Regions from separate parts of the Homo sapiens genome. Here region 2 is linked to region 1. A link is an interaction called in ENCODE POLR2A ChIA-PET data of the cell type or tissue named here. Cell type or tissue: GM12878. All regions are shown on one strand. Each heading gives the region's core, and the rest is flanking DNA. Links, peaks and the distances in the headings are about the cores only. Region 1 has its middle 10 kb from the start of SP8. Region 2 overlaps ABCB5 (ATP binding cassette subfamily B member 5).

Evidence for each region. ChIA-PET counts read pairs that join two places held together with the same protein. Peaks named below come from ENCODE experiments on the same cell type or tissue, not always from the same donor. Only the 100,000 strongest peaks of a DNase experiment are listed, where the experiment ranks them.
Region 2: POLR2A ChIA-PET joins it to region 1 with 6 read pairs; 3 of 35 experiments call an interaction of 5 or more read pairs at or near these places.

Annotation. Positions count from the first base shown.
Region 1 is chr7:20,794,257-20,799,639 of GRCh38, reverse strand. No RefSeq gene overlaps it. Among named protein-coding and RNA genes, the nearest start is that of SP8, 10 kb to the right of the region's middle. RefSeq lists enhancers at 1-416, 3,105-3,813, 5,357-5,383 and silencers at 1,163-1,292, 1,383-1,612, 1,663-1,722. In GM12878, for the core only: no CTCF peak of the experiment used is centred there; a DNase peak (open chromatin) is centred at 3,030; H3K4me3 peaks cover 1,135 bases; H3K27me3 peaks cover 221 bases.
Region 2 is chr7:20,724,742-20,730,124 of GRCh38, reverse strand. ABCB5 (ATP binding cassette subfamily B member 5) reads right to left here. Exons shown (of 28, transcript NM_001163941.2): 22 at 2,985-3,085; 23 at 1,670-1,810. Among named protein-coding and RNA genes, the nearest start is that of SP8, 59 kb to the left of the region's middle. In GM12878, for the core only: no CTCF peak of the experiment used is centred there; no DNase peak of the experiment used is centred there.

The DNA of each region.
Region 1 (5,383 bases), core at 80-5,079:
AGATTTTCAAAAATTTTTTGAAAAAAAAAAAACAGATTTGAAAGGACAGGGGTGCATTTTAAATGATTCAATTCATTATATTATTTTAAATACATAGATATGCTTTTTAAAAAACAATTGTAAATTTGTGGCTTTTAAAAATTTTATTTAAATCTCCTCTCTGCCTATCATTTAGTTCTTTTCTCTGCTTTAAAATATTTTAGGTCCTTCAGTAAAATATAAAACAATGGAAACATGCTGAACGTAGGATAGAATATTTCGATCGAAATATCAAAAATTTATAAAGAGAAGGTGGGAGGTTGTCATTGTGTCGAAATGAAACTGTTTGGTTCTTTTTTGAATTTGTGCTGGGAAAGACCCATCGCCCTGGTTCTGGCTCTTCAGGGGAAATGGAAACTGGACTGTGGCTTTCTCTGCCTGGCATCTATCTAAACAGCCTTGCTTTCTCCAGCACCAGCAGCGTGAGGGTTCCACTCTAGCATATGGTCAAACTTCTATCGAGAAGATCCAGTACGTATTCAATGCAGAGCTTACCTTCAAAAGAGATAAAACTACCTTGGCAATGAGAGCACTAGCACTGTCTTTGGGATCCCTGCGGGAGATCCTCTCCCCACTTCTACAGTTAGCGGGTGGTGGGGAATGAATGGCATAGCAGTGATTCTCCTAGTGTGGTACCCGGTTCAGCAGCATGAGCGTCACCTGAGAATTTAGGAATACAAATGACTGGGCCCCACCGCAGTCCTACTGAAGCAGAAACTCTGCGGACGAGCCCAGCCATCTGCGTTTTAACTAGCCCTTTGCGTGATTCTGATGTATAGTCGCTGACATAAAAACGAGAATATAAATTTTCTAAAAGATCTTTAAAGTCCAGTTAAGACCTGAAAGGGGACGCTAGCGAAGCAGTAGGTCACTATTGCCCGGGTGGGGTGGGTCCCAAGCCGCCTGACCTGTCCGCGACCCCCTCCCGAACACACGCCCCTGCGCTGGCGCTTCCCACCCCGCCGCCCGCTGGCCTTCGCCCCAGGCCGCGCAGGCTGCCCAGCAGGTGTCAGGTCGGCGGCCCGGGGCGAGGCGGGCCCTCCCGCGGCCGCGCGTGCCGGCTACAGCCCCTCCCGCCCGGCCTGCCCCTTTGTCCGCCCCGAGGGCGGCACCTTCCCGCCCGCGGGGTGTGCGAGCCCTCGGGGGGTGGGAGAGGAGGAGGGACAGGGAGGGAAGGAGGAGGAGCGGGGCGGGCGGCTGAGTGCAGGGGTGGGGAGCCGCCGTCGCGCACCCGACTCCCGTCCCTCCGGGTCAGCGGAGAGGGGCTTTGTGACCGGCCCAGGAGTCCCAGCAAGACAACCGCCCCGGGGCGGGGTGGCGCCTCCCCCTTGGCGGGAGCCGGCGCAGCCTTCCCGCCCGGGGAGCCGCGGTGGCGAGCGGCGTACGGGCCGGGCAGAGCACGGAGCTGGCGGCGGAGCTCGGCGGGAGAGCACGGCTAAGCGGAGGGGAGGGCCGGAGGGTGGGGCGGGGCGGGGCTGGGCCGGGCTGCCACGGAGCCCGGCGCCTGCGCCTCCGCCTCCCGCGCCCGCGGCCGCCGCAGCCCGGGCCTTGCGGGCCGGCGAGCAGGCGGGGACGCGTGTGTGCCCTGGCCGGCGACCTGCGCCGGGTGCCGGGAGGTGCGCAGAGGCGCGGGCTGGACCTGGGACGGCAGGCTGTCTCTCGGGTGCGGGGTGGGAGGGGTGAGGAGGAAGGAAAGGGAGGGGTTGAAAGGCCAGGAAGAAAGGGGAGTGCAAATATTGTGACTGCTGGGGACTGAGACTGTCTGTGGCGCAGTCGGTGGAGATCTGCACTCCAAGCTGGCGGTAGGCTGCGGAGAAGTCCGACTGCCCCTCGTCTGGAACTGTCGCTCTTCCCTCTGACTGCTGCACAGACAACCGTCACTCATTGCTTTTAGATCCTGCGACTGGTGGGGAAAGCTGCCCACTACTCGCCATTTATTCTAGATTCCCCAAGGGCAGGATCTTAATTAAGCTGACTGTTTTCTGAAGAAGCTTCAGCTCCGAGAATCCCTGGGACGTTGCCAACACTGGGGGTGAAGGTGAAGGGGAACCTGTCCTTTTCCTGCTGTGTTCCCCGCCTTACCCCTCGGCCATTGCCTTTCGTTTACTTCTCCAGTCTCCTGTCCTCGTATCTTAGATGGGTCAAAGCATTAAAACGGGACAAACCTGTATGGCAACGCATCCCAGGTATACGTGAAACCGGAAGCAGGAGCACTTCCGAAGTTCGTTGGACCATCGCGGGGAAGCGCAGCTCCTCAAGGCTCCGTGGGTTGGTGGCAGCCTCGGGGGCCCTGCCCATGAGCCGAGCGTGGTGGATGCCGATGCATTAAGTGATCTGGAGACACTCGGTCCTCGAGGTTCTTCCTCCAACTGAGTTATTATATAGACTGGGACGTGCCAGGCCTTTCAAAAGTCAATCAGCATCGGCTTGTAATTTCCTTCCTCAGACTTCTAAACCTACAATCTTCCCACCCATTTCTAAGCATTTTGGAATTTCTGTTCCCAAATCTTGACTGAGGAAGCTAAAGGGAAGGAAATTCAGATCACCGTAGCTTAAGTTAGAAAAAAGAATAGTTTTTTTTACTTAAATGGTAAATCAACAGCAAATCACCTAATAAAAAATATTTATGAATATCTGCGGCTTATTTTTGAAGTTTTAAATTCTATATATCAATTACCCTGTTTTCAGTTAAATTTGTTAAAGTTGATTAAAACACTGAAATCGAGTCAGTCAATAAAATCAATAGTGCAAGTTTCTTCTAGTAAAAAAGATCCTCTTTTGGTTTGACTATGGCTCGTACTAATTTGCTGCGCACCTATTAGTTTCATTTGGTTAAGTATGTCAAAATTTTTGAAATCACTTTCGTTATCTAGGCTTAGAGGACGTCTTGAAACTAAGCAGAAAAATAATCAAAGTGGATTTATTAGTTTTTCCCTTTTTAGCTATAGTTTCAAATAAACTGACATTGGGTATTACTAGTCAAATCGTTTCACTTTGCAAATGGGTTTCCCCAGTTTCAGAAGAGAGGAAGTTATGCCTAGGTTAGAATACTACTAGAAAACTACTGAAGCACTATCTACAGAAAAACTCAAGAACTTTCTGTCGTTAATAGCTGCCCTTTTGAAGGTAAAGGGCATTCCATTTCAGGGCTGTAAATGCCAAGTGTAGACTCCAAAGTAGTGGGTTTTGGTTTTCCAATGTTTGCTTTCTTCAGTGTTGATCAAAGACCAATATGTTTGCCCTATGAGGCCCCACTGAAAAATGTTTTTAGAGCAATTACAGACATAACAATAATCAATCTGTTCAGCTTATTTCTTTTACCTTAAGAAATCTTGCCCCCTCCCCCCCAAAAAGAAAAGAATGAAAGAAATATTTTAATAAAGGAGAGAGAAAGAGGTACTATATTGGCGATTGAGGGTTAAGTGCAAGCACTCCAAGAGAAAAAAAGGTTGATCTTCACTCCTCGGCTCTTTCTAAGACCAGCACTCGTGGCCCTTGTTTTGAATTAAAATGGGCAGCCTCCTTTAGTAGCCAGCAGGGTCCTTGTTATTTAAGATGGAGAATCTTCAGGGCCATGGTGGGGGGAGGGAGCGATGCAAAGTGTTTAGGGGAAATTAAGCTGCAGGGAAAAAAAATTCAGCAAGTGGGAAGGTTCGGATGAAGATCTTGTGGAAAATTATCTGAACAACCTTTATTACTTTTCCAGAATTCATAAGCAGGAATCAAGATCTTATTTCCTCTTAAAAAATAACCTCTGCTCAGAACAAGAGTTGGTACTCATCAAGTCTTAAATAAAAACATGCCCTCTGTTCCATCTAGAAGGGTGTTTCTGTCTGGGATTGGAAGTGGGGACTTGGCACCTAATAATGTAGACACCCTTGAACCGAGTGATTAGCGCATCAAACCAAGTTTCCGACAGTTGATACGGATATTTTATTTCCAGCACCTTCTAAAGTGGAGCCGGTTTCTCCTCAGTGGGTCCCCCTCCCTGTAGGCCTACACTCAACAGCCCTAAACTCAGGGCAGGGGGAGCCTAAGGCGGCCAATGCCTCTCTATTTAAAGGGGGTGAGGGGCTGCATGGACTTGACACCATAAGCAGGAGTAAACCCATTTGTAGCCAAGGTTGATGAAATAAATAATTCGGGTTCCCAGGCTGGGCGTAGTGGCTCACGCCTGTAATCCCAACACTTTAGGAGGCTGAGGCGGGTGGATCACCTGAGGTCAGGAGTTCAAGACCAGCCTGGCCAACATGGTGTCACCCCGTCTCTACTAAAAACACAAAAAATTAGCCGGACATGGTGGCGGGCGCCTGTAATCCCAGCTACTGGGGAGGCTGAAGCAGAAGAATCTCTTGAACCCAGGAGGCAGAGGTTGCAGTGAGCCGAGATCGTGCCATTGCACTCCAGCCTGGGCAACAAGAGCAAAACTCTGTCTCAAAAATAATAATGATAATAATAATAATTAGGGTTCCTTCAGTTTTCATCTAGAACTCTCCAGTCAGCAGCAAAACCGTCGATGTTTTCTTAGCAGGAGAAAACTGCGAATGTGCGGCCCACTGGGACAAGATCTTTGTGAAGTCCTGCAAAACCCCTGAACTCAGTCGTGAAAAATGTTTCAAAAATGAGCGGGGCCAAAGCTTTCGATGGGTAGGGATGAGCTGGCAGGGGTGGTGGGAGAGTGGCAACCCATGACTCAGACCTCTGTGGGGGGCGGGATTCACCCTGACAGTTGTGATGCACCAAGTAAAACCTGAATTCACAAGGCACCCTTTGCTGTGACCAATACAGACGTCCAGTTTAATTACCACGGAAGCTGTCCTGGCTGATTCAATTTGACATAGACGTATGACCCACCTCGTTTACTAGAGAAAGACGGGCTCAAGAGAGACCCATTTCCCTTGGGCGGCACAGGAAAGCGGTGGAGTTGTGGGCAGGCGACAACTTCACGTGTGTGTGTGTGTGTGTATGTGTGTGTGTGTCTGTCTATATAGGTGTCGGTGCATATATTCTTTTTCCAAACATCTTTGGAAGTTGTTTTCGCACTTGTAATTTACAAACCAAGTAAATTTCAAAGAGCTTATACTGCTTTCAGACACCTAAATGCACCTTCAGCTTTCCTCCCAAATTAGATTGCAGCTTTACTTTTATTTTTCTTTGCTAAGAAATATGAGAACTCACCATCTGAACCCCCGTATAGGGCACAATCACTCAAGAGAAGTGAGTTAGTTAGAAAATATAATTAAGGTAGATTTTAAATAAAAAAGTTAAAGTGAAGCATACACAAAAATATCCCAATGTACTTTGTAAACGCATTCAGGAACTCAAATATCTGCTGGCACTAGCA
Region 2 (5,383 bases), core at 288-5,287, 70 kb after region 1:
TTAGGAATACTGGGTTGGTGAACTCTGGACTGTTTTCTTATCAGTGCCTAACAAAGAAACTTCCTGGGACTTCACTTAATGCTTAATAAATAAATAAATTTTCATGTGAATAGAAACTAAAAATTATTCCAAGTTATTCTGAAATTACTTAGGTTTAAATGTCTTTTGGCCATTTCCTCAAATTGAACCTATCCTGAAAATACAAATATGCCAACAATAAGGATATTCAAAGTAATGTCCTGAGACTTGGGAAACAAAACCCAAAGAGAAGTGCCCAGTGTGTTCTGCCAAATAGCAGCATCCTTGTAACAGGTGTAATCTCCCAATTCATTATTGTGAAGAGGCTGATACTTGCATGGATGTGCATTTTTTGGTGGGCTTGTTAAAAATAACATAATGTTACTTTTTTGAGTCAAGTATTGTATGGATTTCTCCAGTTCTAAATGCTTAGCAATGACGTTTATGATGGATTAGCAACATTTCTGATATTTTAGGCTCTCAGCTCAGAATTAATACTCAAAATTAATTTTTCTAATTTAGCAGTTGCATTAGATGTTCCGGTAAAACAAATAAATTCATAATTATGTGACCAGAACTTCAAAATAGGAGCTCCAACCTAATGCTTTGGGAAGAAGCAGCCTCACTGGGACACCACATTCAATTCCAAATGTGACATTTTTGAAGGGAAACACTCATTTATATGTGTTTCTTCTGGATTATTTGCTTAGCAAATAATTCATCCTCACTGATGTACAGTCTTACTTTAGGAAGCCATCTCCACACTGAGAGTTTCATAATGTCTCACAAATTTCCTAAGGGATGAATGACAAGAAGGCATATTTTGCCCCCACATTCCCATGTTCCAGTAAACTGAAGCAGAGAGCAATTCATCTGGGAATTTAATTCAGATTTTATGCCTTATATCAGTATCAGTATTTTACCAGTTATGCTGTACTTATAGAGACTAAATAACAAAAACACTTAGCTCGATTTAATCATTTCACAGTGTTAACATATATCAGAACATCCCATTGTACCCCATAAATATATAATATGTACAATTATTGTCTGTCAATTAAAAATAAAATTCATCCCAATTACCCTGATTTGATCATTAAACATCATATGAATATATCAAAATATCATGTGTACCCCTAAAATATGTGTAACTATTATATATCAATACAAAATTTAAAAATATGTGTATATTTAAAAAAATTCCAACTTAAAAAAAATTCAAGCATACCTTTTCCACATATGTGATTTAAATGATAACTCACTATAAACTAGACATCTTTCTGGTAAATAAGTACATGACCCCCTTACAAGGTTTATGTATTTCCACAACTTATTAATTAATTTATTTATTTTGAGACAGAGTCTCACTTTGTTGCCCAGGCTGGAGTGCAGTGGCGTGATCTCAGCTCACTGCAGCCTCCATTTCCTGGGTTCAATCGATTCTCCTGCCTCAGCCTCCTGAGTAGGTGGGATTACAGGAGCCTGCCACCACACCCAGCTAATTTTTGTATTTTTAGTAGAGATGGGGTTTTATTATGTTGGTCAGGCTGATCTCAAACTCCTGACCTCAAGTGATCCACCCGCCTCAGCCTCTCAAAGTGTTGGAATTACAGGTGTGAGCTACCAGGTCCGGACTATTTCCACGACTTACATGAACATGCCCTCTGGGGTCATTCGTCCAGCTTGAATTAAATAGGCTCCAAATCGAAACCCTGCCGCATAGGCAAAATATATAAAGGCATGGCTGAATGCATAACAGCTTCCAATAATCTGTGCTTTCTTCGAGGTATTTCTGGAATGTACAAAATTTACCAAATAATGAGGCATGAATTATAGCAAGGTCAATTGAATACATGTAGAGTAATAAATAGAGAGGACTTTGAAATGTTATAATTTGGTGGAAAGGCATTTTTCGAATGATGAAAGAGAAAGTGATTTTTTTTTTTTTACTACTGAGAATTCTTTGAGAAAAGACAGATAATGTTATAATTCTTTTCCCTATAGTCATATACTCTCTAGTTCAGTATAACAAATTTAACTTTATATACTGTTAAATGAATGGGCAAAGCCCGTGAAAGGATGGCTAGTGTAAGAGTTAGAGATTTGGTTTAGGTATTTAGAAGGATTTTCTAAGTCTCCATTACAATCTTTCATTAACAGAATAGAGGAAATTAAAGGGTGGTGCCAACTACAAGTATGAGTCCAAAAGAGTAAAAAGCTATCTTTCTGTTAAAGTAATATAAAAAGCATCACTAAGTCAATGTGATAAGGAGGACTAGTTTAAAATTAAAAGTGTAAGTGCATTTATTATGTATATATTCGTATTTAAAATGTAAACTATTTTAGGGATTTAATGTAAAGGGCCGAGCTCTTTTCTCTTGCTGTGTCGCCTAGGCTGGAGTTGGAGTGTAATGGCATGATCTCAGCTCACTGCAACCTCTGCCTCCCAGGTTCAAGTGATTCTCCTGCCTCAGCCTCCAAGTAGCTGGGACTACAAGTGTGCACCACCACACCCAGCTAATTTTTGCATTTTTAGTAGAGATGGGGTTTCATCATGTTGTCCAGGCTGGTCTCTAACTGTTGACCTTAAGTGATCCGCCCACCTCAGCCTCCCAAAGTGCTGGGATTACAGGTGTGAGACACAGCGCCCTGCCCGCAATTTTATTTTCTTTCTTGCGTATGTTATTTCATTAATATTCTTTCAGGAAAATAAGAAAAATGTGCATACTTAGTAACAGACAGTTAATGGTAATGTGAGAGGACCTAAAATATTTATTCTAATTGTGGTTGCCCTCAATTCCTCTTCTAGTTTCTCTTGGTGAAGTCATATGAGAAATTATGACATGACATTATTAGGAAAGGCTCAAGAGCAAATGAATTAGCAGGCAAACCACTGGAGTCATTTGAGAGTACTGCCTTTACAGAACAAAATTAAGTTTTTGAAGTCAGTATGAATCTATAATCACCTGTGTTGAGTCTGAAGCATCTCTTCATACATTTGCTCGAAGGCTTTTTCCCTTGTTAATGACACTATAGTACGTATATTCTCCAAAGCTTCAGTTGCTATCTTATAAAACAGGACAATACAATATAGAAATAAAATTAGTAATGGTTAATCTTTTCCCATTTGTGAATTCTAGTCACTCACACTGGGGACATATTAAGTATATCAAGTCAGTAAGTTTTCCTGACAAATATTCTTAGCTTCCTTTCCTCCCAGAAAATAAGATAGAAAAATGACACTTTTGGATGATAAGCTTAAGGAAAATGTCTTATTGAGATTTAGTCTACTGATCTAAGTTTAACCCCATTCAAGTTTATACTGAATTTCAATTTAAACTTGTTCCATAGACAGAAGAATAAAACATTAGTAAGCATTATGTTCACATGCAAAGGAGCTTCCTACAAATTATGAAACAATTCAAGTAAAAGATAGCAGATGCTAGGCACAATGGCTTATGATTGTAATCCCAGTACTTTGGGAGGCCAAGGCGGGCCGATTACTTGAGGCCAGGAGTTCGAAACCAGCCTGGCCAACATGGTAAAACCCTGTCTCTACTAAAAATACAAAAATTAACCAGGTATGGTGGCACATGTCTGTAATCCCAGCTACTCAGGAAGCTAAGGCACGAGAATCACTTGAACCTGGGAGGTGGAGGTTGCAGTGAGCTGAGATCATCCACTGCACTCCAGCTTGGGCAACAGAGTGAGACTTCTCTGTCTCAAAAAAAAAAAAAAAAAAAAAAAAGATAGCAGAGATAAAGTAATCACATAATTATTTTATTCTAGCAAAGAATTAAAAATAGCAACTTAAAAGGACTCAGGAACATTACAGGAAAGTAACATGGCATGTGGTTATAAAATTCTTTATGAGATAAAGCCATTTCTCATATTGGCGTCTGTGAATGTAAAAAGACATTTAATTCAAATGTGATGAATACTTCTCCACATTTATATAGTTTATAAAGAGAATGCATAATTACATGGGATTCAAAATGGAAGAGAGTTTTGGTTTAGAATAGCTTTTCGGACATGAGAACATGTGTTGGCTTGAAAGAGAAACTTCCTGTTTTCACATTCTGTTTCCAGATTGGCAGAATGGACTGTGGGACAGAGAAGACCAGGTAGACACTTGGCCTTCTCTGAAGAATAACTTGGGTTGTAGGAGGGAACTAGATTTCTGGACTGTCGTGAGGACACCAGGATTCTGCTCCCAATTTTGATGTTGGTTGTTTTAAATTCTCATTAATTTAAAAATGGACTTAAAGAAACCTCCATTTGTAACATTCCATAGTATATGAAGAAAATGGATAAGAATGCTGAAACCTTGTTTGAGGAAAAACAAAAGGAATGAATATAAAAAAATTTTGAGGAAAAACAAAAGGAATGAAGATAAAAAAAGGAATGAACATTAAAAAAATCTCCAATTTTTCACAATGGAGAAGGGATGAATATTATTACAGACCCTTAGAAAATAGTCATTAAGAAAACTAATTAAGCTATTCAAAGTCTTTTTTTGTTTTCTTTTGAGATGGAGTCTTGCTCTGTTGCCCAGGCTGGAGTGCAGTGGTGCGATCTTGGCTCACTGCAACCTCTGCCTCCTGGCTTCAAGTGATTCTCCTGCCTTAGCCTCCTGAGTAGCTGGGATTGCAGGCGTGTGCCACCATACCTGGTTAATTTTTGTATTTTTAGTAGAGACAGGGTTTCACCATGTTGGTCAGGCTGGTCTCGAACTCCTGACCTTGTGATCCACCTGCCTCGGCCTCCCAAAGTGTTGGGATTACAGGCGTAAGCCAGCGCACCTGGCCCATTCAAAGTCTTAAAAACTAAACGTTTGATAATTTTTCCAAATCTACACATGCAACTGAAGAAGGACCGATACATTTTATTAGTCTATGTTCTAAATTGATGTTTAGTAAATTGACTTATTAAAAGCCATAGGGAAATGCCTCCAATTGACTATTTGATTAGAGTTGTTTGTTGTATAGTCTGAGGTTGCTCTAATGATACATAAAGGAAAAGTCAAAGGGCACATATACAGCAAAAGCTCATGACATAAAAAATAAGATGAGGAAAACATAATTAGGCCTCATTAATTTAGAAATTGTATAAATTATTGCAATGTTTAAATTAGACAAGGAGGTCTAAACAACTGTTTACTGTCTCTGAGGCGAATATTTGCTAGGTAGTTCAGACTATACAGCACAAGCAAACAATCCAAGGGTCCTTATCTTGTGCAAAAAAAGGTGGAAAGGTCTAAGGCTCAGGCAAACGAGATTACAGTGAGTTATGTGCTTGGCATCCCTATTCATGAATATGTATGACATTTATGCTATGCCAATTGTGACACATTCACCGTGATACA